Regions from separate parts of the Homo sapiens genome. Here region 1 is linked to region 2. Evidence: chromatin loops called from intact Hi-C (ENCODE). Cell type or tissue: heart left ventricle. All regions are shown on one strand. Links, peaks and the distances in the headings refer to the core of each region. The heading gives the core; the rest is flanking DNA.

Region 1 (14,916 bases), core at 2,682-10,681, 48 kb after region 2:
GAGCTTTGTCTCCAGCTCCTCAGTCTCCTCCCCCAACTCCTATCAACCCCAGAAGCAGGATAATTTGAGAGGTAGACCTATTCAGACCCCTATCTCTCTGCAGACAGCAATCCTGGGCCCCAGCAACATGAAACAAGGGTCTTCAGGACACTCTCCCCCATGACAATGAAGTGTGGCAGGGAGACAATACTTCATGCAGTGGGAACATTCTGAAAATGGACAGGAAAGCATGAGAAAGGCCAGAAAATGCAAAAGCCAAACTCAAGGATGGGGCAAATGTTCCCCCAGGCAAATCTCAGCAAGCGCCAATTCTTGATTTCAGGTTTCTCCAAAGCAATTCTCCAATCCAAGATGGATCAGGGTTCAAATGGCTGGGCAGACGGCCCTTCCTTTCCCCTCTGGGCTTAGGGAGTCCAGGGTTGGAGGCTGCAGTGGGAACAGAGGAAAGGGGGCTGCTGTAAGAGCCGCTGATGCTGCTGTCAGTTCTCTGGGCGAGGTTGGCCTGGTGGTCACTGTCCCTCTGCTCTTTCACCAGCTGTTAGTTAATTCTAGGAGGAGAGGGAAGCCCCAAGTTGTCTCAAAACAGAGCTACCAAATAACTAATTAATTCACTCATTACATAGTATAGAACATCTGTTAAAACCTCTGGTGAGGCCAGGCGTGGTGGTTCACGCCTGTACTCCCAGCACGTTGGGAGGCCAAGGCAGGCAGATCACAAGGTCAGGAGATTGAGACCATGTTGGCCAATATGGTGAAACCCTGTCTCTACTAAAAATACAGAAAACATTAGCCAGGCGTGGTGGTGTGCACCTGTAATCCCAGCTACTCGGGAGGCTGAGGCAGGAGGATCGCTTGAACCCAAGAGGCGGAGGTTGCAGTGAGCCGAGATCGCGCCACTGCACTCCATCCTGGGCAACAAGAGCGAAACTCCATCTCAAAAAAAAAAAAACCTGTGATGAATTCTTTTTAAGACTACATTTTCACACAAGGGTTTTTGTGGGGGAGGGCAGAAGGGTTAAGAGACAGAAGGGTTAAGGGAATTAAGGGCAGAAGGGTTCAGAAAGAGAAGATTTGACAACATGGTGATGATAATTAATAACAGTATGTGGGGTTTTTTTGTTTGTTTGTTTTTTTGACAGAATCTCACTCTGTTGCTCAGGCTGGAGTGCAGGGGTGCAATTTAAAGCTCACTGCAGACTCAAATTCCCGGGCTAAAAATTAGCCAGCCATGGTAGCCCGTGCTTACAGTCCCAGCTATTTGGGGGCTGAAGTGGAAGGATGGCTTGGGCCCGGGAGGCGGAGGTTGCAGTGAGCTGAGATCACACCACTGCACTCCAGCCTGGGCAACAGAGTGAGACGCCATCTCAGAAAAAAAGAGTTCGGGGGCGGGGGGGCGGCTGCGGGGTGGAGAGAGGAGGCTGGATTTGAGACACGTTTCATGATTGTATAGAGGTGAGAGGACTAGTGGTCTTTATATTTTACTTAAATTCTGGTGTATAGTATTGGATTTCATTTTCTTTTTTTTTTTTTTGAAAAATTGTGTTTTTGTTTTTGTTTTTTTTTTATAGACAGGGTCTCGCTGTTGCCCAGGCTGGAGTGCAGTAATGCAATCTCAGCTCACTGCAGCCTCGACTTCCCAGGCTGAAGTGATCCTCCTGCCTCAGCCTTCACTTTTCTTTCTTTTTAAGCAATGAGCATGTGTTACTTTAACACTTTTTTTTTTTTAATTGAGACAGAGTCTCACTCTGTCTCCCAGGCTGGAGTGCCTTGGCATGATCTCGGCTCACTGTAACCTCTGTCTCCGAGGTTCAAGTGATTCTCCTGCCTCAGCTTCCCAAGTAGCTGGGACTACAGGCGCGTGCCACCACACCCAGCTAATTCTTGTATTTTTGGTAGAGACGGGGTTTCACCATGTTGGTCAGGCTGGTCTCGAAATCCTGACCTCAGGCAATCCACCCACCTCAGCCACCCAAAATGCTGGGGTTACAGGCGTGAGCCACCATGCCCGGCCACTTTTACACTTTTAAGAAGAAGGCAGTAGGTGGTCAACAGTGTCAAATGCTGCCAGGTGAATGGGAGGCAGCTGTTCAGAGATCAGTGGATTGGGGAACTGAGGTCCACCCAGGTTCACAGACCTTAAATGACTTGCTCTAGTCATCACGAGCTTATCTGTATGGTAAACAGTAAGAAAGGAGGGCTTGGCTGTTAGGAGTGCAGGTGGGGGTGGAGGAGCAAAGCTGACTTTGGCATCTTTCATCCAACAAGCAACAAGTTCCTTAAAGACATTAATTCACTGCTCCACACAGCAAAGAGGCGTGAGCAGTGAGCCTGAGGTTCATTTTACAGGTCAGAAATCTGAGATGCAGACAGGAAAAATGCTTTATGCAAGAGCCTGCGGAGGATTTGACAGCTGATGGCAGAGAAGTCACAGCTCCCAGGAAACATGGGCTTTGAGGAGGGAGGTGGCTGTCAACAGAGTGAAAAAGAGGCTGTGTGAGTGGCAGCCATGGCTTGGTGGCTGGGGCAGAGTTGAGATTGTGAGGTGTGGTCACTGAGCGGATAGGTGTGTCGGTGAGAGAACAGGTATGCAGGGCTGGGACTGTAAACCAGGGAGGCTGTGGTCATGTGAGTCACTGCGCACACGCTCACAATCCCCAGGATTTCCTTGCTGGGAAACAGGGTAGAAAACATCAGCCAGCAGCTGCAAACCCAAAACTTCCTATTATTGCCTCTGTTGAGTCACTGCATCTTGTCTAGCTGCTAGTTCCTACTCAAGAACTTGTTTAGGAGGGCACAGTGGCTCACACCTGTAATCCCAGCACTTCGGGAAGCCAAGACAGGAGAATAGCTTAAGCCTTGGAGTTCGAGACCAGCCTGGACAACACAACAAGAACCTATCTCTACAAAAAATAAAAATAAAAAAATTAGCCAGGGTAGTGGCTCACGCCTGTAGTCCCAGCTACTCTGGAGGCTGAGGTGGTAGGATTGCTTGAGCCCAGGAATTAAGGCTGCAGTGAGCTATGATCACACTACTGCACTCCAGCTTGGGTGGCAGAGCAAGACACCCTCTCAAAAAGACAAAATAAAATAAAAGAACTTGTTTAAACAAAAAGGAAAAAGTGCTCACGTGTCACTCCTCCTGAAATAATAGCAAGGGTCGCTACCCTCTGCAAATCTGTGCTAAGAACACCACTCACTGCCTTCCAGATTTTAACTTCCCTTGCTTCATGTCTTTCTTGGCCTCCCTCTTCCTCAGTCTTTCTCTTAACATTTCATCTTTCACCCGCCTGTTTCTCCTTTCTCTTTCCAATCCCTTTGTATCCGTCTCTTAACATGTCTCTCAGCCCTGTGTCCCTACACCTCTTGCCTGTCCTCATCATTTGGAACCAATGCAACACTGGAAGCAGACCCCTAAAGCTGTGATATAATATTTTACCTTCAAGGGAGGCCCCAGAGCGTATAATTAGGAGGCAATGAGCGCAGCTGCCAGGCAGAAGAGGCGCTTAACTACGACAGTTGCTCCAAGTCAGAGCACCTGATGCCGAGGGCTGCAGGACGCTGGGACACAGGAAGCCCTGTCAACAGGTGGTCCACACAAGGTCAGCCAACTGGGTCCATGCCCGGGGGGAATGCAATGGAGAACACCCTCATAAACAAGTTAATCTGCCTAGCTCAGATCTCCACCTCCTGGGAAGGCAACTCAATCCTCATTCTGTGTGTCTGGTTTATCCTGAAGCCCAGCAAGAGGCTCAGGCTTGTTCTCCCCTGTCCTGTGCTCTCAGCCTTAGGAGAGGCCTAGATCCCACCTAGGAGACGGAATGAAGTCTGTGACAGAGGCAGCAATAAAGGGCGAGGGGAAGGCCCTGCCTCAGCTGGCCCAGGCCCACTCATGGATTCACGTGAATCCATCAAGTCACCCTGGTGGACTGAGCACCTGCCGTAAGTACAGTACCGCCTGCACCGGTTCTGTGTGAAGAAACACAGGCAGAGATGACCGACAAGAGAACAGCATGGTTCCCAGATTCAGCTCTTAATCAGGATCATCACAGGGCACTTGGTAAAAACAATGATTCCTGGACTCTACCCAGACCTCCTGAATTAGAATTTCTCATTCTAAATGTAGGGGCATCTGTATTTAACAATCTCCCTAGTTGAGTGGCCAACTGGGCACCACCGACTTTTGGGACCCAGTGGGTCATGTCACTGTGCAATCCTCAGCCTCTAGTTCTCTGACCCCTATTTCTTTTTCCTTTTTCTTATTTTGAGACAGAGTCTCACTCTATTGCCCAGGCTGGAGTGCAGTGGTGCAAACATAGTTCACTGCAGCCTCGAACTCCTGGGCTCAAGTGATCTTCCCTCCTCAGCCTCCCGAGTAGCTGGGACAACAGGTGTGCGCCACCACACCTGGCTAATCTGATCCCTATTTCTCCAAGCCTTTGTATAAAGATAAGGTACAAAGGATGCTGTTTTCCTGTTTAGAGTGTAGAATAATAACAGTAGCCTTATCTCAGTTACACACTTACATTTCACAACAACCCTGCAAATAGATTAGTTTTAGTAGTAGTATTCCTTTTTATGGAGGAAAGACCCTCTTTTATGGAAGAAGGAAATAAGCTGAGAGACATTGATTAAGTAATTTGTCAGTAAATACTTAGCCAAGTAAAAAGTGGGGCCAGCGCAATGGCTCACGCCTATAATCCCAGCACTTTGGGAGGCTGAGGGGGGTGGATCACCTGAGGTTGGGAGTTCGAGACCAGCCTGGCCTATATGGTGAAACCCTGTCTCTACCAAAAAGTACAAAAATTAGCCGGGAGTGGCTGGGTGAGCCTGTAATCCCAGCTACGCAGGAGGCTGAGGCTGAGGCAGGAGAATCGCTTGAACCTGGGAGGTGGGGGTTGTAGTGAGCCAAGATCTTGCCACTGCACTCCAGCCTGGGTGACAAAGTGAGACCCTGTGTCAAAAAAAAAAAAAAAAAAAAGCAGTGGAGCCAGGATTCAAATTCAGATTTATCCAGGGGTGAGTTCAAAATGCTTACAGCACCATAATACGGGCATTGAGCACTGAGAATGGATGCCAGCCCTGGCCTTGAAGCACGGTCCTAGAGACACACTGTAGCCAGGCATGACCCCATTCATTGCTGGATAGTATGAAGGCCTGGTGGGTCCCGGGTTGGGGCACCCACGGGATTCAGGGCAGTAGCTATTTACCTCCCAATACAGAAATATTTCAGTATTTCAGCATAAGTGGAATGACCGGAAGGTGTGTACCAGCCGAATGTCCATACTAGAAAGCCAAGGTTCTGCCCACTGCATCATTCTGCCCAGCTCAGTTATCCTGGCTCCCACCACCTGCCACTGGAGCCCTGTTACATGCAGGACTAGGCTCAGCAGAAAGCCATTAGAGAAACCAAGCCACAACCACAATTTAAGGCATCAGAACCTTAGATGTGATCCTCCCATGAACCTCCTGTTGAAACTTGCTTTCAGAACCTTTATCCAGGTTGATAAGTGAAAGATAAGATTTTAAAGAGTTGCTTCTGGCTGGGCGTGGCTCATGCCTGTAATCTCAACACTTTGGGAGGCCAAGGCGGGAGGATCGCTTGAGCCCAGGAGTTTGGGGCTGCAGTGCGGTATGATTGCTCCACTGTACTCCAGCCTGGGTGACAGAGCAAGACCCCAACTCTTAAAAAAATTAAACGTAAAAAAAAAAGCTGCTTCTCCTAAAAGTTTGTGCATCTGCTGGAGGTGAAAGCCTTAAGTTAGAAGTTGCAAAATCCTAACGTTAGAGGATGCTGTGCTATCGAACAAGAGAGCAACAAGAGAATGGCCAGCAAGCCTCGGCAAGAGCAGCCCAGGGAGGCAGGGCTGGGAAATGCTGGTGCTGAAAACAAGAAAAATAAAACAGCTGCCTCCTGACTTTAGCTCACTGTATTTTAGAAAAATTTGAGCCAACATTTAAAACTTGGGAAATTTCACATAAAACCCTCAATTTCTTGTTTCTCTTGAAAAGTAGGGCAAATGGGCAAAACAGGGCCTATAACCAAATGGAAAGTAAGCGCTGGAGCCAATAAAGTGACCACTCCTTTATTCATTCACTTAACAAATATTGTTTTGTTTGAGTGCCTACCACGGGCTAGGACTGTTCTAGATAGTGAGAGCACGGGCTCCACGGGCTAGTAGATAGTGAGAGCACGGGCTCCACGGGCTAGGAGTGTTCTAGATAGTGAGAGCACGGGCTCCACGGGCTAGGAGTGTTCTAGATAGTGAGAGCACGGGCTCCACGGGCTAGGAGTGTTCTAGATAGTGAGAGCACGGGCTCCACGGGCTAGTAGATAGTGAGAGCACGGGCTCCACGGGCTAGGAGTGTTCTAGATAGTGAGAGCACGGGCTCCACGGGCTAGGACTGTTCTAGATAGTGAGAGCACGGGCTCCACGGGCTAGGACTGTTCTAGATAGTGAGAGCACGGGCTCCACGGGCTAGGACTGTTCTAGATAGTGAGAGCACGGGCTCTCCCCTTGCACCACAGTCCTCATACCTCACACAGAGTATGTGTTCACACTTATATCTGCTTCTTTGACTGAAGCTACCTGCATGGATCTTAAGTTTTTGACTGCCCTAAATTAAATACACAAAGGTAAGAGTGACCACAGCCAGGTAGGCAATTTCCATGATTCCACCTGCTCACCAGCTCAAACTTCCTGAAGGGACAGCACCAATCCCTAAATGCCCCTCTATCCTCCCCCAAAACTCTCATCTCAAATTATACATTATGAAGGGCTCTGGGCCCTGCTCTAGAATACCCCACCAGATTTTGTGTCCTCTCTGTATGCCAAAGCTCCATTATCCTGTCCCCAGATCCACCAACTTGCCATTCATCATTGGATTTCCCAATTCTACTGTCCAGCTGACACCATCATGAAGATTCTTTCCAGGGTAGGGCAATGGAAACTGTGAGGCCACAGTCTGCTGGCTTTGGACGCTCCCAGCCCTGTACCATGCACGAGAATGGTGCTCTCTGACCCACGGTGAAAGCCCCTGGCTGTCCAGCGTGCTTGAAGGAACCTCTTAAAGACAGACGCGGGAACATCCAAAAAGACAAAGTTATAAACGCTGCTTTATCAAAGGTAAATTCCTCCACCTTCGTCTTCCAGGTCTTCCACCAGCTAGCGTCGCCCCACATACTGCTTTTTCTCAGCTTGTCATTCCAATCTGGAACTTTTCTTCCTTCTATGATGCCTGTTCCTCCTGCCCCAAGACCATTATCTTATACACACAGGGATCCTTGTCTCCTAAAGCTAGTAAAAAACTAGCAATGTGGGTGTGGACAACACACAGGAATCAGAACAAAACAAAAACAGGAAGTCAACTAGAGATGGGGCCACAGATGGAGTTATTTAAATTAACCGTGGTCCAGAGGGCATCATTCTAGTGCATGGTAGAGGGTTTGGAGCATCCAAAGCCAGCACACAGTGGCCTCTCAGTGAGCTGCTTCTGAAGTGTCTGGGCTCTGGGTGACAACTGGACTTGGGCGGACATGGTGGAGAGGTAGCTGGGGAGGGATAGCATCTCATTCAAAATCACCTCTCAGCGGCAGGAAGAGCCAGTGACAAGGCTGGCTTCATGATACGCAATCAGAAACAGCATCGAATGGAAAGACAGAAAAACAATCTCTCTTCAGGGGCAACTGTGGGGCACTGCCAAGGTACTAGTAAGCCCAGGAGACAGCATGAAGAACTTCGCAACCGACAGGGCAGTGAAGGGGCGTGTGTGTATAAAACTGGAGAAGTAGAGGAAGGTTTGTTTATTGTTTAGTCACTGAATGGGAAATCAGGGGTGGGTTTGGAAGCTGTGGGTGGGGAGGCATCAGAAGAGACTGAGAAATCGAGTGTGTGTCATACCCAGGAGGAGACTTTAGGAATCCAGTGGCTGTAAACAGGCTAGGAAGTGGTTAGGGTAAAGAATCAAAACACTTTCTAGAGTGGCTGTGCTACTGAACAGGAGAGCAACAAAAACAGCCCAGGGATGCAGGGCCTGGGAATGCTGGTGCTGAAAACAAGACAAACAAAATGACTACCTCCTGACTTAGACACAAAGAGCGGGAGGTCAAGCATGAGGAAAAGTGACCACCTGGCTCGGTGCTCAACAACAATGAACAAAGCCGGTTCTCCAGAAAGTTAAACAGAGTTACCACGGGACCCAGGAATTCCGCTCCTGGGTCTATACCCAAAAGAAATGAAAACAGATATTCAAACAAATATTTGTACACCAGTGTTTATAGCAGCATTATTCACAATTGCCAAAGGTGAAAGCAACCCAAATGTCCATTGACAGATGAATGGGTGAACAAAACGTGGCATATCCATACAATGGAATATGATTCAGCCTTAAAAATAAATGAAGGGGCCAGGTGCAGTGGCTCACGCCTGTAATCCCAGCACTTTGGGAGGCCGAGGCGGGCGGTTCACCTGAGTGAGAACAGCCTGACCAACATGGAGAAACCCCGTCTCTACTAAAAATACAAAATTAACCAGGCATGGTGGCACGTGCCTGTAATCCCAGCTACTCAGGAGGCTGAGGCAGGAGAATCGCTTGAACCCGGGAGGCGGAGGTTGCAGTGAGCCGAGATCGCGGCATTGCACTCCAGCCTGGGCAACAAGAGCGAAACTCCGTCTCAAAAAAATAATTAAAAAAATAATAATAATAAATGAAAGCCAGGAGCGATGGCCCACGCCTGTAATCCCAGTACTCTCAGCGGCTGAGGTGGAAGGATCGCTTGAGGCCAGGCGTTTGAGACCAGCCTGAGAAACACAGCAAGAACCCGTCTCTACAAAAAATTGAAAGTGAAGGAAGCTGAGTGGGAGGATCCCTTGAGCCCAGGAATTGGAGGCTGCAGTGAGCCGTGATCTGTACTGCACTCCAGCCTGGGCGGCAGAGCAAGACCCTGTCTCTAAATAAATAGAATAAACGAATGAAGTACTAACATGCTACACATGGATGAATTTTGAAAACGTCATGCTAAGTGAAAGAAGCCACACACAAGACTGGGTAAATCCACAGACGCAGAAGGCAGAATAGAGGTTGCCAGGGTCTGAGGAAGGGGAAGGAGTGACTGCTTAACGCGCATGGGCAGAGTCTCCTTTAGGGGTGACGGAAATATTTGGGAACTAGACAGAGGTGACGGTGGTACAACATTGTATATGTACTAAATGCCGCTGAATTGTACACTTTATTTTTTTATTTTTTTTGAGATGGAGTCTTGTTCTGTCACCCAGGCTGGAGTGCAGAGTGCAATATTGGCTCACTGCAACCTCCGCCTCCCAGGTTCAAGCAATTCTCCTGCCTCAGCCTGCCAGGTAGCTGGGATCACAGGTGTGTGCCACCACGCCTGGACAATTTTTGTATTTTTAGTAGATACGGGGTTTCACCATGTTGGCCAGGCTGGTCTTGAACTCCTGACCTCAAGTGATCTGCCCACCTCGGCCTCCCAAAGTGCTGGGACTACATGCATGTGCCACCGCTGAATTGTACCCTTTAAAAGTTAATGTTACATGAAATCCAGCTCAATTTTTTTTTTAAGAGTAAATGAAGACATCCAGGGAGCCCAGGGACCAAGGCTGCTGGATACCAGAAAAGAAAAGTGAGAGCTAGAGATGGACAAGGGACTACATTGCTACCATTTGTTCGCGAATTCCACAGCTCTGGATCTTTTTCTGCCATGATCCTGGACAGGGGACATGGCATGACACATATATGGGCATATTTAGGGTTCTCTGCAACTCTGAAGGAGCTAACAAATTCCAACCTTTTATGTACCCCTCAAGAAAGTGTATTGGAATACAAGGGAGGAGAATGATGTGAATCTGCTTTTATATTTATAGATGTGCACATATAAACACAAATATATACTGTCAATAAAGTTTAATACATGTAAACTTTTCAAATGTATATCATTCATGAACATTGATCTTCTTGTAATTCTTGGTAGCTGAGCACCTGCTGCACTCCTCACACTACCTGCAACACAGCAGAGCTGCAGACCCGGCTTCCATTATTTCATGGGGATACTTTTCTAAATAAAGATAAGAAAGCTACCCAAGGGCCAGACTTACCCCTGAGCCCAGCAGAGTCAGGGCTACCATTAACCCATCCAGTGTCTTTGTGCCTTCCCCTCAGGCACGCAGTTTGGCAAGTGAAGCTCATGCTAGAGTCTGGTCCGCATTCACCCCCTAAGAAGGGAGCATCTCTGCAGTGAACAACCTGCATAGCTGTACACAACAGCCCCAAGCATAGGCCTAGAAACACAGCAGGTACTTCCAAGTGCTGAAAATAGGAGGCAACCTTAGAGGTAATTTTACCTCACCTATTGCATGCCTGAGGTCTAGATGACCCTTTTGTTTCTTACGGTACGTTTGGCGGAGGGTACATTGATCAGCTGAACTAAGGTTTACAAAGAAAGTTAGGGGGACTAAGGGGAAAAAGAACGACCCAAGAATTCAGGAGGAAATGAGAAACCTCAAAGAGAGCAACTGGAAACCCCTCCCCAGGAAACTGAACCCCTAAAGCAAACCCTTTTAGGGGGCAGACCTGAGGTGACTAGGAGCATGGGTTCTGAAGTCAGATAGACCTGGTTTCAAATCCTGGCTGTTACAGTGTGACTGTGTAACTTGAGACAAGTTATTTAACCTTTCTGAGCTTCTGTTTATTTAATCTGTAAAAGAGAAGGAAGCTCTGAGATTGAAATGAGCTGCCACATACAAAGTGCATCCATTGTGCCAGGAACACAGAAAGTGGTCCACACATTCTTATTATTTAATAGTAAAATGCCGGCACTGTGCTTACGCTATGCAGAGCCAGAACAAGAACTCCAGGCCTCCTTTTTATACCCAGGTTTCCTCACTTGTAGCTAAAGGGGTAGAGGCTTTTCACATTTTCAACCTAACGAGTGAAACCTGAGACTAAATCCGGACAATGCTCTCATTAATGATTCTGTTATCAAAGAATACATAAGAATAAAGACTCCCCCCCGCACACATTAGGCCCCAGTCAGCCTTTCCAGTTTACTCCCCCCATCACTGCCTCAGGAGCCTGGTGCTCCAGTTTTTGGTGTGCATTGATTGATAGGGCTGGTGACAAGGGGACAATCTGTGGGTCTTCTCCTACACTCCTGTTCCAATGTCCCAGCGTCCAGTACTACACGGGTCTCTGAGATGGGGAAAACCATATGCTCAGGAAATTCTCCGAAGCCATACAAGTTATACCTGGGTGCTGGCCTCAACACCTTAAGCTATGGTCCCACCCAATCCTGCATGACTACTATGGGATGGTAGAAAATGGAGGAAGAGGGAGGGAGACTCCAGCGCTCATACTCCTGAACTCTTGGCTTCTAAGTTCAGTGTGAGAGCTGGTTAAGCAGAATTTAGTTTAATGTAAGGGGTTGGCTGTTTGGGACCCCAGATGCAATGTGAACGCTGACTGATGAAGCTAAGAGTCTTTACATTTAAGAACGGACAATGAGACCTTTTCCTTTGTTTCTTGCTTTTTTTTTTTTTTCTTTCAAGGTATTATACAAGGTCTCACTCTGTCTGCTGCCCAGGCTGGAGTACAGTAGCACGATCATGGCTCACGGCAGCCTTGACCTTCCGGGCTCAAGCAATCCTCCCACCTCCCCACCTCAGCCTCCCGAGTAGCTGGGACAACAGGCGCACACCACCACACCCAGCTAATTTTTGTATTTTTTGTAGAGATGGGGTTTCACCATGTTGCCCAGGCTGGTCTCAAACTCCTGGGCTCAAGGGATCCTCCTGCCTCGACCTCCCAAAGTGCTGGGATTACAAGCATGAGCCACTGTGCCTGGCCAACCAGGCCTTTTTCTAATGATGACCTATGTCATTAAAAATGAGAACTTCATTGAGGGAACCTCACGCTGAGTGAACTATGGAGAAGTGTGGACTGCCTTTCCAACACGGACTCTACTGCTGATTGGGTGATCAATTTCCAGGATATTAATAAAACTCACCCCCTACCTCTATCTATTGTTACTTTTCATTTTTTTTAAACTGCCTCCAAATCTGCACAATTCATGTTTTAATGAAATAAAAACTGTGTCTGAGGCAACATAAAAAGCAAATGAATAAAAGCAGGAACTGCTAAGGAAAGTGGCTGAGATGAGATGCTCTCATTGTTTTCAAAATCTTGCTAGATAAAATGGTGAATTATATCCTTCTCGTGAAAAACCAAAAAAAAAAAAAAAACCATTATATTTCAACACTGTACAGAAGGTCTTAGTTCCTTACAATAAGGAATAAGTAAGAGTATGTTGAGTTTTGAAAGAAACTGCCAAACTGAATTCCAAAGTGGCTGTACCATTTTGCATTCCCACCAGCAATGAATGAGAGTTCCTGTTGCTCCATGTCCTTGTCAGCATTTGAGGTTGTCAATATTTTGGATTTTGGCCATTCTAATAGGTGTGTAGTGATATCTTATTGTTGTTTTAATTTTCATTTCCCTAATGACATATGATCTTAAACAGCTTTCCATGTGTTTACTTGCTATGTTTATATCTTCTTTGGTACTGTCTGTTCAGGTGCTTTGCCCATTAATGGGGTTGTTTTCTTATTGTCTTTGTATGTTTTGGATTACAATCCTTTATCAAATATGTCTTTTGCAAATGTTTTCTCCCATTGTGTAGACTGTCTTCTTGTTCTTTTTGACATTGTCTTTTGCAGAACAGATTTTACATTTAAGGAAGTCTAGCTTATCAATTGTTTCTCATGGATTCTGACTTTGGTGTTGTCTAAAAATCTAAAGTCACTGGCATACCCAAGATCACCTAGGTTTTCTCCTATGTGGTTGTCTAGAAGTTTTACAGTTTCAAATTTTACATATAGGTCTTTGAGTTGATTTTTGTAAAGGGTGTAAGAACTATGTCTAGGTTTTTTTTTTTTTTGCATATGTGCACCACTTGTTGACAAGACTATCTTTACCACATTGCATGTCTTTGCTTTTCTATCAAAGACCAGTTGAATATAATTTATATGGGTCTATTTCTGGACTCTCAATTCCATTCCATTGATCTACTTATCCATTCTTTTGCCAATATAACAGTGTCTTCATTACTGTAGCTCCGTACTCTCTTGAATTCAGGTAGTGTCAGTCTTCTGACTTTGTTCTTTGCCTCCAACACTGACTTGACTTTCTGGGTCTTTTGCCTCTCCATATAAATTTTAGAATCAGTTTGCCAATATTCACAAAATAACTTGCTGGGGTTTTGATTGGGATTGCATTGAGTCTGTAGATCAAGTTGGGAAGAACAAATGTTTTGACAATATCGATTCTTCCTGTTCATGAACATAGAATATCTCTTTACTTAATTAGTTCTTTGATTTCTTTCATGAGAGTTTTGTAGTTTTCCTCATCTAGATCTTGCAAATATTTTGTTAGACTTATACCTAAATATTCCATTTTGGGGGGATGCTAATGTGAATATTAATGAGTTTTTAATTTCAAATTCCACTTGTTCATTGCTGGTATATCAGAAAGCAATTGACATCTGTATCCCTGTATCCTGCAACCCTTCTATACTTGCTTATTAGTTCCAGTTTTCTTGTCAGTTCTTTCAGATTTTTTATATAGAATATCATGACATCTGTGAACAGTTTTATTTCTTCCTTCTCAACCTGTATACCTTTTTTTCCTTTTCTTGTCTTATTGCATTAGATAGGACTTCCAGTATAATGTTGAAAAGGAGCAGTGAGAGGTGGCTTTCTTGCCTTGTTCTTTTTTTTTTTTGAGACGGTCTCGTTCTGGTGCCCAAACTGGAGTGCAGTGCCATGATCTCCGCTCACTGCAACCTCCGCCTCCTGGGTTCACACAATTTTCCTGCCTCAGCCTCCCGAGTAGCTGGAACTACAGGCACCCACCACCACACCTGGCTAATTTTTTTTTGTATTTTTAGTAGAGACGAGGTTTCACTATGTTGGCCAGACTGGTCTTGAACTCCTGACCTCGTGATCTGCCCACCTCGGCCTCCCAAAGTGCTGGGATTACAGGCGTAAGCCACCGCACCCGGCCTATTGCCTTGTTCCTGATTTCAATGGGAAAGCTTTGAGTTTCTTACTATTAAGTATAATGTTAGTTGTAGGTTGTAGATACTGCTTATCAAGTTGAGGAAGTTCCCCTCTATTCCTAGTTTATTAAGAATTTGTATCACAAATCAGGCTGGGTGTGGTGGTTCATGCCTATAATCCCAGCACTTTGGGAGGCCGAGGCAGGCAGATTGCTTGAGCTCAGGAGTTCAAGACTAGCCTGGGCAACATGGCAAAACCCCGTCTCTACAAAAATACAAAAATTAGCTGGGCATGATGGTGCACGCCTGTAATCTCAGCTACTCAGAAGGCTAAAGAGCAAGGATTGTTTGAGCCCAGAAGGTTGAGGCTGCAGTGAGCCAAGATTGCACCACTGCACTCCAGCCTGGGCAACAAAGCAAGACTGTCTTAAAAAAAAAAAAAAAGAATTTGTATCATGAATAGGTGTCAGGTTTTGTCAAATATCTTTTCTGTATCTATTGATATGATCATGTAATTTTTCTTTTTTTGCCTATGTGATTAATTACATTAATTGATTTTTAAGTGTTGAACCACCCTTGCATACCTAGAAAAAATGGCCATGATGTATAATCTTTTTACACATGTTGGATTCAATTTGCTAATATTTTGTTGAGGATTTTTGCATCTATGTTCATAAGAGATATTAATCTGTAATTTTCTTTCTTGTAAGGTCTTTGTCTGGGTCTGGTATTAAGGTAATGCTGGCCTCATAGAATTAGTTAGGTAGTATTCCCTCTGCTTCTATCTTCTAGAAGAGATTGTAGAGAAATGGCATAATTTCCTCCTTACATGTTTAGTAGAAATCATCTGC
Region 2 (14,916 bases), core at 2,055-10,054:
ACCTCAATTAACCCCAGTTTCTTCATCTGCATAAAGGGAATAATACTGCATCTCTCATGGGTTTGTGAAGACTGAGTGAGATAAACGGCATCACATGCCCGGCAGGTGCATAGCACCTGAGGGACCCAGCAGATGGTCCCAGCCACGCCCTAATCCCCCAAGAAAGGCCCCAGAAGACAGTGCTTCTCTAAACCAGAACCTCCCAAATGGTGCGCCAGGGACAGCAAGCCCCTCCAGCAGTCCAAGTAACCTCCCCCGGGCTCTCACTCTCCTCCAGCTGACCCCAGCATGCTGCTAAAAATAGTGTCATTTTCCACATGTGCCTGGATATGGAAAAGGCAGGAGTCATGCTCTCCACTCCCTTGGGTGTGAAGGGAGAGGTCACGTGATTTGGATCTTGAGCTCCTCAGGGGCGGGGCTGGCACGGTCTGAACATCCCCTGGAAACAGACCATGGTCGCCCCTCTCAGCCTGACCTGGAAGCCTCAGCTGTCACTCTGTACCTGGCTGCTCCAGCCCCTGCTTCTCAGGCTGGTCAATCTTGATGTACTCCTGAAAGCTGAACCTGCAGGAGGAAGGGAGGTGTGCATTGGCACCCGGTGCATGGCGGGCTCAGCCCTGGCTCTGCTGGAAGTCTCAGCAGGAGTCTGACGTTTTGCCCCAGACTAGAGTGGAGGAAGGAGGCTGGTGAGCGGGTGTGTGTGTGTGTGTGTGTGTGTGTGTGTGTGTGTGTGTGTGTAGTACTCAGGAAGAGCAAGAGCAAAGACTTTGGGCTGGGGTGCCACCATCACCCTGGTCCAGGCAGCTCTCCTGGCTCCCGCAGAGCCCTCTGCAAGGTCACCTTCCTGCCCCACTCAGTGTCTCTCACCGGTCTTGGTAGTAGGCGTTTTCCTGGTAGAAACATTTATTGTGGGTCTCCATGTGGCTCAGGCGGGTATAGTCATTGGGGTAAACAAAAGACAGATGAACCTGGAAGTGGAAAAATCAGCAGCAGGAGTAAGAGAGTGAGATCTTGGTAAGAAATCAGCCAGCCAGGGTTAAGCCTGCCCCTGGCTGGGATCACATAGGGCTGCTAGGGACCCGCCCTTGGCAGGGAGAGAAGGGTTGCTCTGAGCGCCGAATGAAACGTGGTGATGCAGATGGGGCTCTCATTCCCCTTGTTATGCTAGTGATCCCAGGCCCTATGGACCAAATGCAACCCTGAGTCAAGCCCCTGGTCCACATCTCCCCTCCTGAACCAGCTCCCGTCCCTCAGCTTCAGCCAAAACCACTCCTTCCTCCCTCTGCCACCTGATCCTCTCCTGAAACCTCTGAACCTTTACCTGCAACCTCCCACAGCCCTAGAACAACCCCTCTTCCTATTTACTTCACTGCTTCCTTTGCCCCCTTAAACATAGCTCGTGGTCACCACCACCAAAGAACTTCTCAATTACACCCCAGCCATTCTCTGACCTGGTGATGCCTCCTGACCTCTTTCTTCTGCCCTCCAGCTCTTCCTTATAATCATCTCTAGATCTGGATGCACAGGAGAGTGGCCACGCTGCCTGTCTGGCTTCCGCATGGGTTCTGGGTTCTTTAAAGCTAACTTCCCCTCCATAGCTCTTTTTCCCCCAGTGCCTGGTCTCTGGGTTTAGTAAGTCCTGCTGGCTCACTAGCTGGCGGGACTGACCAGGCAGGGTAGGGTTGTGTGGCCCTTGGAGCAGGGAGCTTAAGAAGCCTCAGCCAGGCCACCTGATATCATCACGGGGCTGGGCTGAGTTGGTGTGTGTTGGGGGGCCCTGAGGCAGAGCACCCACGTGCAGGCTCTGCTGGACAGTCTATTCAGGGCGGTCCATCTGGGAGTGCAAGTTCTTCCCAGCCCAGGGACCTGTGAGGACGTCCTGTCTGCTGGGATGGGATGTTGGGAAGATGGGAAAGTCAGCCTCACCACCTCCCATCCCAGTCACAGGCAGCAATCCCTCTGCCAGCCCTGCTCTCCATGACCCAGGCCCAAGACTTACAAACCGGAGTCCCTGGTAGCGCTGCAGAGGAAGCCCATCCACCAGATAGCTGGGTTTGTAGGGACAGTCAGGCAGGACGTGGCGGAGATGCGACTTGGGGATCAGAGGCACTGAGGACAGTGGAGGAGGAGGAGTGAGGGTGAGGGTGAGCACGAAACTGGGGCTGAAGTCCTCTGCCCTGAGCAGGGCCCTTTCTGTATTCGCAAGCGGCAGCTGTGTTCTGCCGACGTCTGTGGCTGAGGCTGCCAGCTGGAGGCTGCCCCACGCACCTGGAGCAGGGCCATTTGAGGAGCACCCTGGCAGCAGAGGACTCAGCACACAGCCCCAGGTACAAGGCACCGTTTGATCTTAGAGTCACTGTGCAGGGATAGCCTCAATAAGGTCTAGAAACTTCTAAGAGGCCAGAAGGTCCCCTCCCTCGTACAGTACCGATAACTGGATTTCCTACCATGGGCTGAACATCCCCTTAGCGTCAGTTGTCATTTTTTTGAGAGGGGTGAGGAGTAAAGAAACTTTGTTGTTTTTTTTGTTTGTTTGTTTTTTTTGACAGGATCTCACTCTGTCACCCAGGCTGGAGTGCAGTGGTTCAATCACAGCTCACTGCAGCCTCAACCTCCTGGGCTCAAGCGATCCTCCCACCTCAGCATCCCAAAGTGCCAGGATGACAGGAATGAGCCACCATGCCTGGCCATCTTGGCCGTCTTTTAAAATGTAAACACTCCCAAGAGGAATCATGCATTAAGACTCTAACACTGTGGTGTCCACGTATTTCTCTCCTTGGATGACAAGAGTTGGAATGCAGTAAGAGGCGGGGACGTGTGAGATTGGGAAGGGATGTGTGGGGGACTTCCGGGTTCTAACTCTATTTCTTGTTGTGGGTGGTGGTTCCACAAACGTTCACTCTGTAATGATATGCAGAATTGTAAAATTACACGTAAATATTTTATACTTATTTACATGCTCTCTTTTCTGTATGCATGTTCTATGTTACAAGGACGATAAAAAGTTCTACGGTGATTGGGATACTTGGCAGGTCTCTCAAGCCTTCTCCACCATCAGCAGTGGACCTGGCAGTGCAGTGTCCCCAGAAAGGACGCCAAGCGCTGGCCGAGGCCTTACCTCGATAGAGGGTGTCCCGGGGGTCAGGCCGAAGCATGTCAGCGGGCGGCTGCTCATCCCTGGGAAGAGCGTTGGAGGAGTCCACGTGGCTGGCTGCTGTCTGTGGGATGTGGCCCACCTCATCCATCTGTAGGAACGTCTCATCTGGGCGCAGGGAGGAAAGAAAGCAGGAGGCTGTGTGGCCTGGAGCGCAGCAGCCCACTGCCCTTGAAGGGGAGGGAAGAGACGCAGAAGGGGCTCCTGACTCCAGCGGCGACGGTGTAGGATGTGCGCAGCCACACTCCCTCTGGCCCCCGCCACAGCGGTGGCTTCACGATTCATCTGCCTTCGGCCCCCTCTGCCAGCCCCACGGCTGACCCACACGACTGTGTTGCGTACTCGGAAAAAGACACCTCTTTCTCAAAATGTGTTACTGCGGACTGCTAGAAATGTGGCATTAAGTACGCCTAATTTATTGAACGCTTACAGAGCACTTAATAATAAGCCAGGCCCTGCTCTAAGAATATCCCAAATATGAACCCTTCTAATCTCCAAAAGCACCACATGCCTTCTGTACTACGATCATTCCCAGTTTACAGATAAGGAACTTTGGCATAGAGAATCTAAGTCATTTGCCCAACATCATACAACAGACGGGTGGCCAAGCTGAGTTTGAAGCCAGGTGATCTAGTTTCAGCATCCAGGTTAAAGCAGCCACAGAGAAGGGGGGTGGGGGGCTGGCTGCTTCTTTGCTCTCTGTCTCCCGGGTTCATGCATCTGTCTACACCTGCCACGGAGGCCTATGGATGGCATGTTTTTCAACGGGGCCTGAGGATGGGAGTCTCACTGAGGAAATGATATGAAATGGAAAATGCCATTGAAGAAAGAGGTCGCTTCCTGTGCACTGAAGGCAGGTGAACAGGTTTCCTCTGCCCTGGCCATGGCTTTGCAAGAACCGTGGTTACCTCATCTGGAAAATAGGGGATTGGACTCGCTCAGAGGGTTTTTTTGTGTTGTTTTGTTTTGCTTTTGAGGCAGCGTCTTGCTCTGTTGCCCAGGCTGGAGCACAGTGACCCAATTACAGCTCACTGTAGCTTCAGCTTCGAACTCCTGGGCTCAAGCGATCCTTCCCAGTAGCTGTGACTACAGGCATGCGCCACCACACCCAGTTAATTTTTTAATTTTTTGTAGAGATGAGGTGTCGCTATGTGGCCTGGGCTGGTCTCGAACTCCTGGGCTCAAGCAATCCTCCTACCTCGGCCTCCCAAAGTGCTGGGATTACAGGTATGAGCCACCGCACCCAGCCTCAGAGTTTTTAGATCTGGTGTGAGCTCACAGTCTCTGGACTCCCTTGAAGTTGTATTCAAAATGTTGTGTGTGGGTGGGTAGACAAGGGCATTTTTCTGAGGCAAGGGCTCAGAGAGCTTCTAGCAGGTTCTCAAAGGGGTCACTGACCCTGGGGAGTTAAGGACTCCTGGTCATAAGGTCCCACTCTTGTTCTGGACCCCTTCATACCCGTGTCCCAAGCATCTCGAGCTTCCTTCCTCCCCTCCTCCCCTCCTCCCCTGCCAAATCCCCCAGGGTAGGCTGTCCCCACCTGGCCTCCATCTCCAGGGCAGGGCCAGAGCCTACTCACTTGTGAAGAGGGACAGGGAGAGGGAGTCAATGATGGTGAACTTGGCTCCAGGGTCGTTCCGTCGCCACTGGAAGAGGAGAGAGAGGGTAGATGCAGAAGGTGGGAGGTAGCTGGATTTCCAACAGGGGTCAAGGGACAAGGGGAGATGAGTGCCAGGAACTGAGCTGGGAGAGGCGGGAGCAGCAGGAAACTCACTGCAACTTCCACGTGGTCGGTGCCCTCCTCATTCTGCTTGTGCAGCACCTCGAAGTAGTACCTGTGGGAGGCTGACAGGCTGGCGGGAGAGAGGGCAGGGAAGCAGAGCGCCATCTCCATGGGCCCTGGGGTCGCGGCTCTGTCCCACCCCCTTCCAGCACCTTACACTCCCTCATCCCTTCTCCTTGCTCTTAGAATGCCAGGAGTTAACTGCCTAGGTTCGAGCCCCCACTCTATCACTTGCTAACAGTGTGAGCTGTTTTCTCTTGGTGAGATGGGCATAATCAGAGTACCTCCTCCACAGGATGATCGGAAGAACCCAAAGAACAGTAACAGAAGCCGTTAGAGCTCAGAGACTGTGGCAGACACTGTTCTAAATGCTTTCAATATGTGACCTCATGTAATCCTTGTTCGTAGAGGAGAACACAGAGGCACAGAAGGCTTGGGTAGTCTGCCAGAGTGATGAGGGGTGGAGGTGGGATTCCGCCGGCCGACTTGCCCCAGGGACCACGCACCAGCTGCTCTGCGGAGCTGCACACGGCGTACCCACCACGGCAGCTGGCACGCGAGTGCTCTTTGCAAGCAAGATTGTCTCCTTAAAATTTTAAAATTTATTTTTATTGATACGTAACCCTTGTGCATATTTATGGGGTGCACACGGCCTTCTGTTGCATGCGTAGGATGAGTGAGGATCAAGCTAGGGGATTTAGGATCCCTTCACCCACCTGGAGCACTTGGCATTCTATGTTTTGGGAATATTCCAAATCTTTTTCTCTAGTTGTTTGAAAATACACAATCCATTGTTGTTACTACAGTCACCCTACTGTGCTGTCGAGCATCAGAACGTATTCCTTCCATCTAGCTGTGTCTGCACCCCACCTCTCCTCACCCCCACGCCCGTCCTTCCCAGCGTTTCCAGCAACGTCCAGCAACGCCCAGCAACGCCCGCTCTTCCCGCCTGCGTGAGCGCGCGTGGGCCACCAGGGGGCGCTCTGAGGCCGCGCTACGCTCCCTCCCCGCAAGGGAAAGGGACTCGTGTCCCCAGACGACCGAGGGGGACCTCGGTCCGGGGTCCAGGCTGTTGTGGGTGTGGAGAAACGGGGGAGGGCAAGGACTGGGAGGAAGGAGACCTATTTTCCAGTCCCGCGTGTCACTAAAGAGCTGCGTGACCTGCAATAAGTCACGGCCTTCTGGGCCTCAGTTTCCCCATCTGTGAAACGAGGACGGATGGGCTCGCGGCTTCTGAGCCAAAGACCCGGTTGCCGGGAGCGTGTGGGTGCCGGACACACGGAAGCTCTGGAGTCGGCAGCTGGGCTGGCGGACAGGGGCGCAGCCGGGCTCCACCGAGGCACCGAGGCGCCCACAGCGCCTGTCCTGACCCTCACTCACCTCACCGGCTTGGAAATTTGGCTCCGAAATTTCCCAAACTCTCCCGGGGCGGTCCACTCCTTTCCAGTCTAGAGGTGTGGAAGAGAGAAGAGGAGGGAGGAACAGAGAAAACAGGAAGCACGCGAGGCGGTGAGTGCGAGACCAGGAAGGAGAACCAAGAAGTGAGAGAAAAAGGGAGGAAGACGGGCGGAATGAAGGTGAGAGAGGTAGGAGAGAAAACAGAAGGGAGTGAAGGAGTGAGCGTTGCCCACGCAGGAGGCAGCCCGCCTTGCCAGGAGCCCGGAGCAGCCGGATGACCTGCAGCGCGAGTCAGCACCCGGCCAAGGCCAGAGGGCCCCAGAGATGCTGCGCTGGGTGTCCCAAGCCGAATCGCTGTGGTCCTTCCCCAGCCTCAGACTCGCTCCCCACTCCTCCCTGTCCGCACTCTCTGCCCCACTCCTCCCACCTCCCCACTCCTTACTCCTCTCCCCACCTCCCCACTCCCCTCCTCCCACACCCCCCTCCCTCCTCTCACACCCCCTGCCCACTTCTCACTGCTCCCTCTTTCTCATTCCCCCCTCCTCTTCCCTCTTCCCGACTCCTTCCCGCTTTTCCCTCCTTCTCACTCCCCACTTTCCCACAACTCCCCACCCTAACTCCCAACTCCTCCCCACTCTTCACTCCTCCCTACTCCTCACTCCTCCCCATTCCTCACTCTTCCCCACTCCTCTCACCTCCCCACTCCTCTCATCTCCCCACTCCTCTCACCTCCCCACTCCTCGCACCTCCCCACTCCTCTCACCTCCCCACTCCTCGCACCTCCCCACTCCTCACCTCCCCACTCCTCGCACCTCCCCACTCCTCTCACCTCCCCACTCCTCGCTCCTCCCCACTCCTCACCTCCCCACTCCTCGCTCCTCCCCACTCCTCGCTCCTCCCCATTCCTCTTACCTCCCCACTCCTCTCACCTCCCCACTCCTCACTCCTCCCCACTCCTCGCTCCTCCCCACACCTCGCTCCTCCCCATTCCTCACTCCTCCCCACACCTCGCTCCTCCCCACACCTCGCTCCTCCCCACTCCTCACTCCTCCCCATCCTCAGTTTATCCCTTTGTAGAGGGGTAGGGGTGAGGGAGGAGACTTCTTTTCCACCCCTTCTTCCCCGCTGTCACACCAGAGATGCTAACAGTAATGAGCAGCTGCTGGAGGACTCAATGAACAGGCTCCAGGAGCAGATGGGAGGGACCGGGGTTGAGCTGGCCTTACCTTGCCCACACTGGCCAGCAGCTGGAGGCCTGAGACCTGGTCATCGAGGCTCAGCCAGAACTCCGCGTTGTCATCTGCAGCAATGGCAAACTGGATTTTCCCTGGGCAGCGGGGAGAGTTTCCAGATGAGGGCAAGGAGGGCATCAGCATAAAAGCTGGAGGCTTTTGTGAGTGTCTTAGCGATTAAATTCCCTTCAGTGCTTGATGCTGTGGCTTCCCTCTCTGTAAAGTGGGGGTTTCTACATCCTGGGAGACAGTGTGAAGATGGAGAAGACTTATATGGAGAGATGAGCTGGTTCCAGGCTGCAAACCAGGGAGCAAAGCAGCAGCCTGTGGGAGTTGGACAAGACCGCAATATGACTCAATTTCCCCTCTCTTCCTGAGGGTGGACTAACAGGAAGTTAGTCCAGTCTACCTATAACCTTATCTTATGTTCTTTGGGTCCGATGCAGAACTCTAGAGCAGGAAGAAGGATGGGGTTTTGGGGCTGGCCTCACCATCAGTAAAGGGGTGCAGGTAGCCAAAGATGCGGAGGCCATAGTTGGTCCATTTGGGGGACACAGCAAGCTTCCTCAGGGTTGTGCGAATCTATGCCAAGAAAGGGGAAGGAAACAGTTACCCAGAAGAGGGAAAAGGAAACTTCCCGCCAGGATTGGCGGGAAGACCAGGAGGGGACTATGACAGGAGGGACCAGGGCTGTGGCTTTGTGAGTGGAGTGCAGGCTCAATTTCAGTTCCCATTTGCCTCTTTGTCCAGGAGACCTTGTACAGTGCACAACCAGCACAACTGTACATGGTGGCCCTGGGTACACTATATTGTGAGCCAGAGAGCCTGAAACTGAAATGATGCAGGGGATGAAATTGAAAGGATCCCTAGGAAGGAAACAAGGGAACTATTATGGGCAGACAAAAAGAGAGCTCAAGAGATAAAGGAGAAAATATGGACCAGAAAAGATGTAAGGAAAGATGAGAGACAGAAGTGGGCAGAGGAGGCAGGTGTGGAGGGAGGTGGGCAAGGCAGCCCTCAGGCACTCACATGGGGGTACAGTGGGAAATGCAGGTTCCTCCTGAGCTGCTGGATAGAGCTGCCACACCAGTCTTCAAACACATGCAGGTTGGCACGGCCCCGGAACTGCAGGGCGGAGACGCCAGTGGTGAGTGAGCGTGAGCACCCCATGCCCGCCCCAGATCCTCAGCTCCAGGGGGATGAGCATCCCATGCCCGCCCCAGACCCTCAGCTCCAGGAGGATGAGCACCCCATGCCCTCCCCAGAGCCTCAGCTCCAGGAGGATGAGCATCCCACACCCGCCCCAGATCCTCAGCTCCAGGAGGATGAGCACCCCATGCCCGTCCCAGCTCCTCAGCTCCAGGAAGATGAGCACCCCATGCCCGCCCCAGCTCCTCAGCTCTGGGAAGATGAGCACCCCATGCCCGCCCCAGCTCCTCAGCTCCGGGAAGATGAGCACCCCATGCCCGCCCCAGCTCCTCAGCTCCAGGAGGATGAGCATCCCACACCCGCCCCAGATCCTCAGCTCCAGGAGGATGAGCACCCCATGCCCGTCCCAGCTCCTCAGCTCCAGGAAGATGAGCACCCCATGCCCGCCCCAGCTCCTCAGCTCCGGGAAGATGAGCACCCCATGCCCATCCCAGCTCCTCAGCTCCGGGAAGATGAGCACCCCATGCCTGCCCCAGCTCCTCAGCTCTGGGAGGATGAGCACCCCATGCCCATCCCAGCTCCTCAGTTCCAGGAGGATGAGCACCCCATGCCCGTCCCAGCTCCTCAGCTCCAGGAAGATGAGCACCCCATGCCCGCCCCAGCTCCTCAGCTCCGGGAAGATGAGCACCCCATGCCCGCCCCAGCTCCTCAGCTCCAGGAGGATGAGCACCCCATGCCCATCCCAGCTCCTCAGTTCCAGGAGGATGAGCACCCCATGCCCGTCCCAGCTCCTCAGTTCCAGGAGGATGAGCACCCCATGCCCGTCCCAGCTCCTCAGCTCCAGGAAGATGAGCACCCCATGCCCGCCCCAGCTCCTCAGCTCCGGGAAGATGAGCACCCCATGCCCGCCCCAGCTCCTCAGCTCCAGGAGGATGAGCACCCCATGCCTGCCCCAGCTCCTCAGCTCCGGGAGCGTGACCACCCCATGCCCATCCCAGCTCCTCAGCTCCGGGAGGCTGGGCAGAAAGGGGCCGGTGCTCCTCTCACTGTGCGGGTCCGGCCCACTCTATCCCATTCCCAGCCCAGCACCCAGCACTTCTTTCAGGAACCTGGTGCTGATGTTCACCCCATGGCCTGGCCTTGGGGACAAGGTCTGCTCTGGCCATGCACACACACACACATACTCTCCCTGGACCTCCCATGCAGGAAGGGGGCTGGTGTTCATTCCCCAGGCAACGGGGACAATGGTTGTGACAGAATAGCTGAGAGGACAGGGAACTAGGAGGAGCCGGCTGGGGTTTCAGGAAAGACTTGCTCTCCTCCCCTCCCCATCCCTGATCCTGAGGAGAGGAAAGCGCCACAGCTGTCTGCCGGTGAAACCTTATCTACCCAGTGGTCTCCATGCTTCTGGCTCCCCTTGGGAAGCAGCTGGGAGGCACTGCAGGAGTGAGCTGGGGCCCATCTGGGCTTCCCAGCATCTTGGTCTCCCACAGCTCTCTGAGGCCTCCTAGACTCATTCTGAGCAAGCTGCTCCTGGGACAGCCTCGGGGCAGTGCCAGTTGGGTTGGAACCCCTTTCTCCTCTGCAGGACTGGGCTTGGAGGCCCTGAGCAGAGGGCTCCCTTCCCCAGAAAGGGGGAAGGCAGGAGCCAGCACTCTGAGTGGGTGGCAGGGCTGGAAATTTGAGAGGAGAGGGGAAGTGTGGGGACTTTGTGCCAATCATCCTGACAGTGGGCCTCGGATCACCCCATGTCCTCCCCTCCCCCAGGGCTTCTGTCCAGGTTGTGGGAGGTGGGGCCTGGTGACTCCCTACCAGCAGCCTGCCCTGGCCTCCCCGCCATGCCCACGAGATAGCAAAATCTGGGCTGCCCTTAGGAGCTCTGAGGGGACACCCAGATAAGAAGAAGTGGCACAAGTTCTACAAGAGATCTGTAGGAGGGAGGATGGGCAGGCAGGGAGAGGAGGGGGCAGGGAATAACTCCTCAACAGGAGTGCCCGAGGTCCCAGGTGTGGCTGGTGGGGTGGGCGCAGCCTCTGGGGAACACTGCCTCAATGCTGGATCCAGAAAGACGCAGGAGAACCTGTCTCTCCCTGCCCTGCAGCAGAGTGTGGCGCTAATGGGGCACACTGGCCTGGTCAATGCCAGGAATGTGGGCCTTGGGAAGCAGCCGTTACTCACAGAAACAGAAGTGGGAGACTGGAACGGATGGGAGAGGGAAAGTAGGCTGGGTAGGTGGGTGGCGGGTTAAGGCTTCAAGGAAGGAAAGAATGGGGACATTGTGCTACTTTGGGGGAAAATCCTCAAGTTCAGTTTATAAGACTCAGCTGTCTCCTCCAAAGGCTTCTTTCTGCCCCCTCCCTAGGAGATACAGATCCCAGGAGGGAGGGCAGTGGGGGAGGGCATGCCACCAGAGAAGCCTGTTGTGTTCAGCCTGGAGGCCAGAGGCCGGGGGGTGGGGGGGGGTGGGGGGGGGTGAGGGGGGGGACTGGGCAGGGAGAGGAGGGCCGAGGGAGGCACTGGCTGGCCACTCCTGCCTCACCCTCAGGGCCTTTCTTGCCTGAGCAAAGGGATCATCAGATGATGCAGGCAGCCCCAGGCAGAGAGGCTGGCAGTGTGGGAAGAGGAGCTACCTGGCTAAGCCCAGGCCCTTGTGCAGCACTAGGCTAGCCCTCAAACCATGCTTCACCCCACTCTCAGGCTGTAGGTGGGGGTCTCTGAGGGGCCAGAAGGCACCCTCTTCCTCCCTGGGCCTGGGATGAGAACCACCCCGTCCCCCAAGGATTTGTGTCCCTCTGAGTCTTGGAGACTTTGTATCTGGCAGGGACGTGGGACTCCAGCACACCAGCCCTGCCCTCTGCCCACTCGCTCCATTGTCCAGCAGTGACTAAGGCCCAGGGAGGGGCACTGGTCACTCCAAGCACCAGAGCATGTCTATGGCCAATGGTGGTTTTGAAACTTCCAAAGTCAGAAGTGCTGGAGAAGATATCTGTTGGAACCCTCTCATTTTAAGGGTGAGGACATTGAAGCTCAGAGAGGTAAACTGACTCCCCAAGGACACACAGCAAGTAACCCTTGGGAGAGGGGAGGGCATCGTGCAGGGGTGTGGGTCACACAGGAATATCCACCGGCCCTGCCGGGCCCTCACTGGGCCGCAGCAGAGCCTCCAACTGGATCTCAGCTTCTCCCCCACACGGAGTCCTCACCGCTTCCAGAACTCTCGTTCTAAAGCTCGGATCTGACCAAGTCACTCTGCTGCTTAAAACCTCCGAAGCTGCCGGGCACGGTGGCTCACGCCTGTAATCCCAGCACTTTGGGAGGCTGAGGCGGGCGGATCACGAGGTCAGGAGATCGAGACCATCCTGGCTAACATGGTGAAACCCCATCTCTACTAAAAATACAAAAAATTAGCTGGGCGCGGTGGTGGGTGCCTGTAGTCCCAGCTGCTCGGGAGGCTGAGGCAGGAGAATGGTGTGAACCCGGAAGGCGGAGGTTGCAGTGAGCCGAGATCCGACCACTGCACTCCATCCTGGGCGACAGAGCGAGACTCCGTCTCAAAAAAAAAGAAAAGAAAAAAAGAAGAAAAAAAACCTCTGAAGCTTCCCAGAAGGCTTCAGAACAGAGCCTCACCCAGCACACGGAGTCTGACCTACCTTTTCCAGCCTCACCTCACACCACTCCCTGCCATACACCTTTGCTCCACCCACATCAAAACCCTGTCTTTGCCAAAATCGTCATGCTGTTTCCCTTCTCCATGCTTTTACAAATGCAATTTCCTGATTAGAAGGCCCATTCATTTCTTCCTTACGTGGCAAACTCCTGCTCATCCTTCAAAGCTCTTCTCAAATAGTTCTCTCCGAGGCCTTCTATGACGTCCCCAGGCAGAGGGAACAGCTCCCTCCCCTGTGTTCCCTGCACATCCTAATTATTTAAATGAACAAACGCTTGGAGGAGCTAAGCCCAGAACAGTATCTTCCTCCATTCTATTAGCACTGAGTGTCTGCACTGTACCCCTTAAAGATGAAAGAGAGGTTGGTCCTCAAAGGAGGCAGACATGTAAACAAAAGGGTGTCACCTGCGCCAGGGGCTCTGGCAGAGGTACGAGGTTCAGAGGCGCACGAAGGCAGGCACCGTCAGCCTCCTCCAGGAGCACTCGGAAGCCCATCGCAGGACATGAGTGCTGACTGGCCCTCTGCTTCCGCTATACCCTCTGCTACTCAACCAGAGTCAAACTCGCAAGACCAAGGGTACCTGGCTAGTGGTTCAGTTCTAACTCATGCGGCAGTGGGGCCTCCCCCGGAGGAACACAGCAGGGTGATCAGGTCACCGGTTCCTACACACCAGGAACTCCTATGTCCTGTTCAGAGTTTCGAGGTACTCGATCTATTTTATTTTATTTTATTTTTAAGGTCAGGGTCTCACTCCGCTGCCCAGGCTGGAGTGCAGTGGCACAATCATGGTTCTCTGCAGCCTCAAACTCCTGGCCTCAAGCAATCCTTTTTCCTTAGCTGCCCAAGTAGCTGTAACTACAGGTACACGGCACTACAGCTGGCTCATTTTTCTATTTAGTGGAAATGGGGTCTCCCTATGCTGTCCAGGGTGGTCTCAAACTTCTGGCCTCAAGCGATCCTCTCATCTTGGCCTCCCAAAGTGCTAGCATTACAGGTGTGAGCCACCACACCCAGCCTTGAATTGTACACTTTAAACGAAGTGTATGGGTGAAGTGTATGGTATGTGAATTACAGTTCAATAAAGCTGTTTCTTTCTTTTTTTTTTTTTTTTTAAAGGAAAGGCTGAGAACAGGAAGGAGTCTGTGTCACAGCTCTGTCCACAAAAGAGAGACACTGCCTTCTCAAAGCCTGTGTGAACAACCCACGAGAACTCTGATCTCACTTGCTTTGATCTGACTTTGTACTCACCAAATTTCTTTCTTGTAACTATCTTGGGTTTGGGGAGTGGCCTGGCTGGCAGACATAGCATTTTGGTGAATGGAGCAGTGTATTTACCAACACATGAACAGATTGGCACTGGGGTTTGTTAATGAGCGTCTTGTGATCAGTGTTGGTGTGAACAAGTTTTGAAACAGTCACTCCATGAAGCCCAGGCCCCTAGCCATCCAATCTGATCAGTCAGCCTCTGGTGCACCAAGTAAAACGTCTGAGGCTGCTGAGTCTCCGGAGTGACTTCTGGCCTCAGAGACCCTGGGCTGCCAGCCAAAGCTCGGGGCAGGGAAACAGTGAAAGAGGAGGCCATCGTCATCTTTCTCATCTCCTGCCCTTGCTCACCTTTAGCAGGGCCCTGCACTAACTCTGTGACCCTGAGCTGACCTCTCTGAGCCATTATCTGGAAGAGGGATAACAGAACAACCTGACAGCTCCCGGACAGTAGTAGATGCTCAATAAACGATGTGTATTATTAACCTGGGAACTTCCTGCTGGCCAAGGACAGGCAAGGGGATGGGAACAGAAGTCCCCAGAATGTGGCGAGACTGCAAGGCTGGGCTGGATGCCAGCTGGCACCATAATGCAGCTGTGTGACTGCGTGTGGTTTGGCCTCTCCAGGACCTTCCTTCCTTATTCTCCTCATTGATAAAATAAGAGGATTGGATCAGTGAACCCCTGAACATCCATGAAGACTGTAATGAATATTTTGTAAGCTATTTTTAGTATTTAAAAATGGAAATCAGTCATTTACCACCAAAAGGCCATACACACTTACTAAAATAGCCAATATTTCTTTTTTTTTTTTTTTTTTTTTGAGATGGGGTTCTCAACTCTGTCACTCAGGCTGGAGTGCAGTGGCACAATCTCGGCTCACTGAAGCCTTAACTGCCTACACTCAAGCAATCCTCCCGCCTCAGCCCCCCAAGTAGCTGGGACCACAGGCGTGCATCACCACGGCTAGCTATTTTTTTTTTATTATTTGTAGAGACAAGGTCTCACCATGTTGCCCAGGCTGGTCTGGAACTCCTGGGCTCAAGCAATCCTCCCACCTCGGCTTCCCAAAGTTCTAGGATTCCAGGCTTGAGCCACCAAGCCCAGCCCAATTTTGATCACTGTTTACTATTTGTTCACTGTTTTTGTTTCATTATATGTTTATACATATGGCCTTGATTGGCAAAAACAAGTGGATAAATTAATTATTAATAAATGTAGAATGTTATGGCGCTATAAGCTTTCAAAATAATTGGTTTATTAAGAAAA

What was found. A loop is a pair of places that touch in the nucleus more often than their neighbours do. Peaks named below come from ENCODE experiments on the same cell type or tissue, not always from the same donor. Only the 100,000 strongest peaks of a DNase experiment are listed, where the experiment ranks them.
Region 1: a loop joins it to region 2, with 2.2 times the contacts of the local background. A loop is called at or near these places in 27 of 110 quality-filtered maps.

The regions. Positions count from the first base shown.
Region 1 is chr12:490,928-505,843 of GRCh38, reverse strand. The region is part of intron 1 of B4GALNT3 (beta-1,4-N-acetyl-galactosaminyltransferase 3); the gene reads right to left. Among named protein-coding and RNA genes, the nearest start is that of B4GALNT3, 38 kb to the right of the region's middle. RefSeq lists an enhancer at 3,569-4,284. In heart left ventricle, for the core only: CTCF peaks have their summits at 5,581 and 5,781; no DNase peak of the experiment used is centred there; H3K4me3 peaks cover 502 bases; H3K27ac peaks cover 1,192 bases.
Region 2 is chr12:538,115-553,030 of GRCh38, reverse strand. It overlaps B4GALNT3 (beta-1,4-N-acetyl-galactosaminyltransferase 3), which reads right to left. Exons shown (of 20, transcript NM_173593.4): 4 at 8,597-8,692; 5 at 8,059-8,149; 6 at 7,562-7,662; 7 at 6,318-6,385; 8 at 4,929-5,007; 9 at 4,734-4,800; 10 at 3,119-3,262; 11 at 2,000-2,109; 12 at 868-968; 13 at 503-564. Among named protein-coding and RNA genes, the nearest start is that of NINJ2-AS1, 85 kb to the left of the region's middle. RefSeq lists enhancers at 6,214-6,748, 9,647-10,375, 10,376-11,104, 13,293-14,022, 14,023-14,752. In heart left ventricle, for the core only: CTCF peaks have their summits at 5,720 and 5,919 (motif pointing right); DNase peaks (open chromatin) are centred at 2,240, 3,140, 5,920, 6,510 and 2 weaker places; H3K27ac peaks cover 2,484 bases; H3K27me3 peaks cover 1,290 bases.